2 separate regions of the Homo sapiens genome follow, and region 2 is linked to region 1. Evidence: chromatin contacts called from ENCODE Hi-C or POLR2A ChIA-PET data. All regions are on one chromosome and are shown on one strand. Each heading gives the region's core, a stretch centred on a gene start or an enhancer-like site at or near the end of the contact. The rest is flanking DNA. Distances are from core to core; before and after follow the strand shown. Region 1 holds the start of SF1 (splicing factor 1). Region 2 holds the start of CHKA (choline kinase alpha).

Region 1 (3,449 bases), core at 458-2,957:
AGGCAAGTTAACATTTCACCTTCTTTTGTCTAGAAAAACTGTCAGATATATAAACGTGGTAATCTTAATGCATATGGCTGCAGAGAGTGTTAGATAGATACTACATCAACCATGAGTGCTCTGAAATCCCCAGGGGAGACAAAAATACACTGAAGAATCATAGATTTGTAAAGCAGTCCTGATGGGACTGGGGGCTCCACCCACCTCCACTCCCCTCACCAGTCACTTTTGTACGAGAGGCCGGACCACAACTAAACCTAGTTACACCCTACCAAGTGGGAAAAGCCCAATTCTTCAACAAGATCACCTTTGTCTTCATAAGTTTAGCCAAGATCAGCATTCAGTTTTCCTGGCCAGTTGGACACTGAGGGTCTGAACTCTTAAAAGGATCTATCAAAAATTCAACAACCTATACAATAGCAGCCAAGTTCTCCTTTCCCCGTACATAGGCAGAAACTCCCTACATTTGCCACAAAAGAGTCCTTCTATTTCCCAAGGGGTACAGGATCAGAGGGAAAAGCTTTTTAAAACAAAGCGACAGGGCAGCCGATCAGACTGAGATCTAAACATACTGAACAGATTTAAAAAAAAAAACAAACTAAAATTCTCTCCCCAAAAGAGACCAAGAAAGATCAGACCCAACCATCATCTGAAGCATGCCAACCTCTCCCGGATGAAAACCCTGCCTTGCTGTAGAAGCAGAGGAGCTATCCTTGGTACGGTTCCCATTCTGGTTCCTCAAGACCAGAAGGGAGTCGCTGCACGTCATCAGGTGAGGCTTTCACGCCCTGCTGGCATTCACAGCTAGCACCCCGTCCAGCGCTGAACACCCGCCACCCCTGTTCCCGACACCAGCGGACTGGACAGCAATAGTGGGCCCCCAGTCTATACAGTTGCGCCGCACAGCCCGGCCACCTCACTGCGTCTGCGCACAGAGCGCCTCCCGCCCGCCCAGCCCTCCCCCCACAGCGCGCGTGCGCACTCGAGGCCCTAGAACCAGGCCGCGCGCGCCCAGGGGCGCCTCCGCCCGGGCCTCCCCGTGCGCGCACGCGCGCCCCTGCCGCGTGCAGCCGCCGTCGCCGCCGCCGCGCGCCCCTCAGGCGGCCGGGCCCGTCCGCGCGACGCCTCTCGCGCTCTCTCGGCCCGACTCACCTCCTCCGCCGCCGGCCGGGCCCGGCTGCTGGTCCTTACGCGGCGGCTGGGGTGGCGGCGGCTGCGGCGGCGACACGCGCTGGTAGAGCGGCGGCGGAGGGGGCGGCTGCGGCGGCGGGTACGAGGCGCCGGGGGACGGTGGCGGTGGAGGCGGCGGCGGCTGCTGGGGAGGCGGAGGGGGCGGCGGCGGAGGCGGCGGAGGCAGCGCCGCGAAGGGGAAGGCCGCGGTCAGGGCCCCCATCGAGCCCACGGGCGGGGGCGGCGGCGGCCCGGGAGCCAGCAGCCCCGCCCCAGGCCCGGGTGCAGGCGGAGGGCCCGGCTCGAAGCCTCCTTTGGGCCCGGGGAGCGGGGGCAGCCCGGGGGGGCCCAGCTTACCCAACGGCGTGGCGTTCGCTCCGGTCGCCATGGCGCCCCCGGGGACAGGCACCGGCACCTGCTTTTCCTCTGCGGCGGCTTCTCCTTCGCAAGCCTCCCGGGGGGAGGGGACCCGAATGCGCTGCCGGAGCGCGCGGAGCCCGTCCTCTCACGCGGCGGGCGGCGGCGGCGCGAGACGCACAAAGAGGGAGGAGAGAGGGCACCGCGGGGGCGGGCCGGGGGCGGCGGGGCCGGGGCCTGGATTGGGCCGGGCCGAGGCGAAGGGTCGAAATCGGCGGCCTCCGATTGGCGGAGCCTCAGTCCTTCTTGATGCGCGCTGGGATTGGCCGAACCGTTAGGCCAAGCGAGGAAATGGCGGCGGAGTTCGGTGGGCTGGGAGGTGTCGCAGCGCGCACTTCATTTGTTACTGCGTGAACTGAGCTCCGAGTCCAGAAAGGAGGGGATGGGGTGGGGCGAACTCTATGACGGAGCGACGGCGAGCTCTCTCATTGGCTGCGGTGGTGGACTCAATCAATCTCGCCTGCGTTGTAGTGTCGCGGGATTGGCTGTCGCTGGTTCCAGCCTTTTTCTACTCCCCTCCCCCAGGGGGCAGTTTCTCCGGGATTAAGCGAGAGTCGCGGCGGAAAAGGCCCAGCCGGAACGAGATTTACGGCGGGGGAGTCCTGGAGCAGGAAGTGCGCATGCGTAGATGGAGCAAAACCGCCTCTCCACCCGTCTCCCTTCACCATCGACCCTTGGGTCCAGCAAGGAAGCCCTAAGTGACGTCAACCTTTGTTCCCATGGTAACGCAGAACCTTGGGGCGGGAGCAGGGGAGGGGCTGGCGCGCGCCGGAAAACCGGCTCAGTTGACGCTGCAGGTAAAAAGACTTCCTGTTTTTTTGGAAAAAAAAAAAAAAAAAAAAAGTGACCCAAAAAGCTACGAATAGAGACGACTTATCGAAGGATTTAAAACAGTATTTGAACTGATGCAACAACATATTAGATGAAAGGTAACAGAAGGTTGTCAGTTCAAAAATTACAAATACACACTTCTATTGGAATCTCCACGGAGTTCAGAGGATTTAATTAAATGATCTTAAAATCGTATAAAACAATAACTACGGCCGGGCGCGGTGGCTCACGCCTGTAATCCCAGCACTTTGACAGGCCGAGGCGGGCGAATCACAAGGTCAGAAGGTCGAGACCAGCCTGACCAACATGGCGAAACCCCGTCTCTACGAAAAATACAAAAATTAGTTGGGTGTAGTGGTGCACTCCTGCAATCCCAGCTTCCCAGGAGGATGAGGCAAGAGAATCGCTTGAACCCGGGAGGCGGAGGTTGCAGTGAGCCGAGATGGGGCCACTGCACTTCAGCCTGGGTGACAGAGCGAGACTGTCAAAAATAAAAATAAAAATAACTACTACAGTACTGGGAAAACTTTACAAGACGGAGCAGGAGCTTGCCTTTCCAGATGACAAACATAGTATATAAAACACAATAGGCCAGTGCCAAGGCACTGGGAGGCCAAGGCGGGGGGATCACCTGAGGTCAGGAGTTCGAGACCAACCTGACCAACACGGTGAAACCCCCGTCTCTACTAAAAGTACAAAAATTAGCCGAGCGTGGTGGCAGACGCCTATAATCCCAGCTTCTCAGGAGGCTGAGGCAGGAGAATTGCTTGAACCCAGGAGGCGGAGGTGTAGTGAGCTGAGATCGCACCACTGTACTCCAGCCTGGGCAACAGCATGAGACTCCGTCTCAAAAACAAAAAACCACAATAATAAAACAATATGATATTGTTGGTAGGAAAGACACATTAGTGCAACAGAATCCGGAAATACCACAAATGTAGTATTTTATTTCAATCAGGAAAAGATGATTTCGTTGATAAATGGCGTAGAATCTTAAATTTAAACAACAAAACATTTAGAATATAATTTAG
Region 2 (3,449 bases), core at 349-2,848, 3.3 Mb after region 1:
TCAATAGAAGGATGCACACACTACGTTGAATGGTTATGTCTTCGGAGCAGAGTGGTGAAAGAAGGTCAGACTTCTGTTAAGTCTGAATACCTACACGCGTACTTCTGTAATTCAAATTTAAGATTAAATATTTTCAAGTTTAAAAAAAGGAAAAAATGGCCGAGCGCGGTGGCTCATGCCTGTAATCCCAACATTTTGGGAGGTCGAAGCGGGTGGATCACCTGAGGTCGGGAGTTCAAGATCAGCCTAACGAACATGGAGAAACCTTGTCTCTACTAAAAATACAAAATTAGCCGGGCGTGGTGGCGTGTGTCTGTAATCCCAGCTACTCGGGAGGCTGAGGCAAGGAGAATCGCTTGAACACGGGAGGCCGTGGTTGCAGTGAGCCGAGGTCGCGCCACTGCACTCCAGCCTGGGGACCAAGAGCGAAACTCCGTCTCAAAAAAAAAAAAAAAAGGAAAAAACATTTCTACCTTACTCTTATTTTAGGAGCCACGCCTCCCACCTTTGTCTAGTAACACAGCTATAGTGATGTCTCTTAGGGGATGAGAAAATGCTACTCCTCCACTAACAATGACTCTTGGAGAGGGAACAAGACATCAAATCGCGAACTCGAAAAACTAACAGAAAAAAGTTAAAAAGTGGTTTGTGTTTTTAAAGCCAGCCACAACACCTTCATTCAAGGCCCTAAACCGCAGAGACTTTCTAGACCTATCTTAAGCGTCAGTACCACACGCACTTCGTGATGGAACGGTATTGTTCTCCTAGAACAGACCCGTTTTCTCATGAAACCGACGTTTTTACAAAAGCCTGTTTGTGGACGGCCTGCGGCGGCCGCGAACCCGCTTCCCTTGGATTACCCAGGGCTGGGAGAAGGAGGGCTTTCGCCGGCTGCGGTCCCCGGTCCCCGGCCTCCGCCCCGGCCCCGGCTCCCCCGGCCCCCGACCCCCCCGGCCCACGCCCCCTGCCCGGACCCCGCCCCGGCCCCGCCCCGCGTCACCTGACTGTCCCGCGGCCCCCAGACCCGGCGCCACCGACCTGATGACACTGATGTGGAACTCGTCCTCGCGGAGGCCCCGCCAGGCGCCGGGCAGGAACTCCTTGCACCACAGATAGGCCCTGCGCCGCGTCCGGGGCTCCGGCTGCTCGTCTGCGGGCGGCTGCGGCGGCGGGGGCTGGGGCAGCGGCAGCGGCAGCGGCAGCGGCGGCGGAGGGGGCAGCGCGAGCGGCGGCTGTTGGCCGCCCAGCTGCTTGGACTCGAGGTCGCTGGCGGCGTCGCGCTGCTGCCCCACGCCGGGCGCCGGGGCCGCGCTGCCGCTACCGCAGCTCAGCAGCAGCCCGAGCGGCGAGGGCTCCGCCTCGCCCCCGGTGCAGAATTTGGTTTTCATGCCCGACAGGCGGCCGAGGAGGCGCGGGCGGCCGCAGCGCGAGAGGACTAGGCTCAGAGTCCGGCCGGGCGCCCCCTCGCCGCTCTCTCACTGGCAGGCCGGCGGGGCAGGGGGCCGCGGCGGTTGGGCGCGCGGGGCGGCGGCGGCGGCTGCGGCGACTGCGGCGACTGTGGAGCGGGGATGTGCTGCTGGCCGCTGCACTCGCTCCTCTGCCGCCGCCGCACGAGGAGCGCCGGCCGCGTCACAGCCCGCCCTCGCGCTCGCCACTGATTGGCCGCCGTCCGCCGGCCCGGCGCATCATAACCGCCGCCGCCCTCGCCACACCGCCTCCCCATTGGCTGCGGCGCCGCCCCCAACCCAGAGCGCTGCGGCCTCCGTGAGCGGGGCCTGGGCGAAGGGGGCGGGGCGTCGAGGGGGCGCCCCGGCGGTCGCAGGGAAGGGGGAGAGGGGAGCGAGGCGCGGGGGGCGCCGGGAGAGCGCCTCCGCGGTGGGACGGAGCCGGACTGGGCCGAGCGAGGGAGGCTCCTGAGCCTCGGAGGACCCCGGGGTTGGCTTTGGGAGCTGAAAGTTTCCTTGGACCCCTCGGAAGCCCCGTGACATCAGAGGCCGGGCCTGGCAGGGGCAGGCAGGAAACGTGTCTGGAGGCTACTGCCCTCTCCGCGTGACCTTGGGCGAGCAGCCTCCTCCTGGGGCTCAGTGGGTGTGATTTTGTAACATTTCCCAGCGCTGCCACAGGCGCGTCTCGCCCTGTCCAACGCGGAGCCCGAAGAATTACTAAGAAACCGAGGTCTGAAGGAGGGAAGAGGTGACGGGCTCGAGGCCACACGGTGGGCCAGGCTGGGCCCGGCTGCACGCCGGCTACCGGGGCCCAGCCCTCTGCACGCCTCCCGCAGCCTCAGTTTCCCTGTCCGTGGTACTGAGGATGCTCGGGCCTAGAAGTTCAGGGCTGGAGGCCCAGGGACCGTCGAGGGAGGGGCATCATCCCCGCCATGGGGCCGCCGCAACTGCCCAGAGCACAGGCCAAAGGTGCGTGCCACGGGGCTACTGGCGTTGTGGACGCTGCCCCTGCCTCCCCATCCCCCGCAGGAAACAGCCTTGTGACCGTGACTAACGCACCTTTGCCGGGGTAGAGGGGCAAGGGCCCCTGCTACCGTTTGCCACACACTGCCCCATGTCCCTCACTGCTCCCGTCCTTCCTAGAAGTGAGGTGCTGATACATATAAAAATTATGGATCCCATTTTATGGGACATGAGCTGAAACAGGAGGTTTCCTGGGCTGCCAGGGGCTTAGGAAATCCAGTGCCTGATACACAGGAAATGCTTCTATGTGGGGAGTTCACAGTCTTCCAGAAGCAAAAATGTTTTTTGGTTTTTTTTTTGAGACGGAGTCTTGCTCAGTCGCCCAGGCTGGAGTGCAGTGGCACGATCTCGGCTCACTGCAACCTCCGCCTCCCGGGTTCACGCCATTCTGCTGCCTCAGCCTCCCGAGTAGCTAGGACTACAGACGCCCGCCACGACGCCTGGCTAATTTTTTTTTTTTTTTTTTTTTTTTTTTTGTATTTTTAGTAGAGACGGGGTTTCATCGTGTTAGCCAGGATGGTCTCGATCTCCTGACCTCGTGATCCGCCCGCCTCGGCCTCCCAAAGTGCTGGGATTACAGGAGTGAGCCACCGCGCCCGGCCGCAAAAATCTTTTAGAGTGTGTACTTGGCTGAACTTGCTCCACGCAAAATGGTCTTATTTAAGGATAAAAATGAAAGGGGACTTTTGTAAGGCTGCTGTGGCGACAGGCCTGGAAGTTGACCTGCAGGGAGGTAGGAGAGACCAAGGCCCCTGGGACGGAGGCCGGCCACTGGATGTTTGAAAGGCTGAGAAGCCAAGGGCTTCAATCTGGGGAGGCCGTTTGGATAAAGGAGCCAAGGACTTTCTCTAAAAATACCGGCTCACAGGGAGGTGGGGCCATGCCAATGGCCTGCCCAGGTGACAAGCCCTTTGTCCCACTGTCCCCTGGCACCAGTCTGGTAATCTCAAAGGAATGCCAGAAATCTGGCCAGGAGGAAGG

What was found. Hi-C counts contacts between places; a loop is a spot of excess contacts on that map. ChIA-PET counts read pairs that join two places held with the same protein, here RNA polymerase II (POLR2A). Pooled maps may share reads with other maps.
Region 2: a loop to region 1 is called in a pooled map, with 10 times the contacts of the local background. The contact joins the promoter of CHKA here to the promoter of SF1 in region 1. A Hi-C loop is called at or near these places in 1 of 50 pooled maps. POLR2A ChIA-PET finds 5 or more read pairs at or near these places in 3 of 52 experiments (activated CD4-positive, alpha-beta T cell, activated T-cell and naive thymus-derived CD4-positive, alpha-beta T cell).

Annotation. Positions count from the first base shown.
Region 1 is chr11:64,776,835-64,780,283 of GRCh38, forward strand. SF1 (splicing factor 1) reads right to left here and starts at 1,708. Exons shown (of 13, transcript NM_004630.4): 1 at 1,528-1,708. The coding sequence starts at 1,558. RefSeq lists silencers at 853-1,162, 1,423-1,822 and enhancers at 1,485-2,086, 2,063-2,172.
Region 2 is chr11:68,119,790-68,123,238 of GRCh38, forward strand. CHKA (choline kinase alpha) reads right to left here and starts at 1,599. Exons shown (of 12, transcript NM_001277.3): 1 at 1,039-1,599. The coding sequence starts at 1,388. It overlaps CHKA-DT (CHKA divergent transcript), which reads left to right and starts at 2,099. Exons shown (of 4, transcript NR_183630.1): 1 at 2,099-2,414. RefSeq lists enhancers at 324-453, 594-723, 1,572-2,337, 2,338-3,104 and silencers at 874-1,003, 1,574-2,003, 2,354-2,453.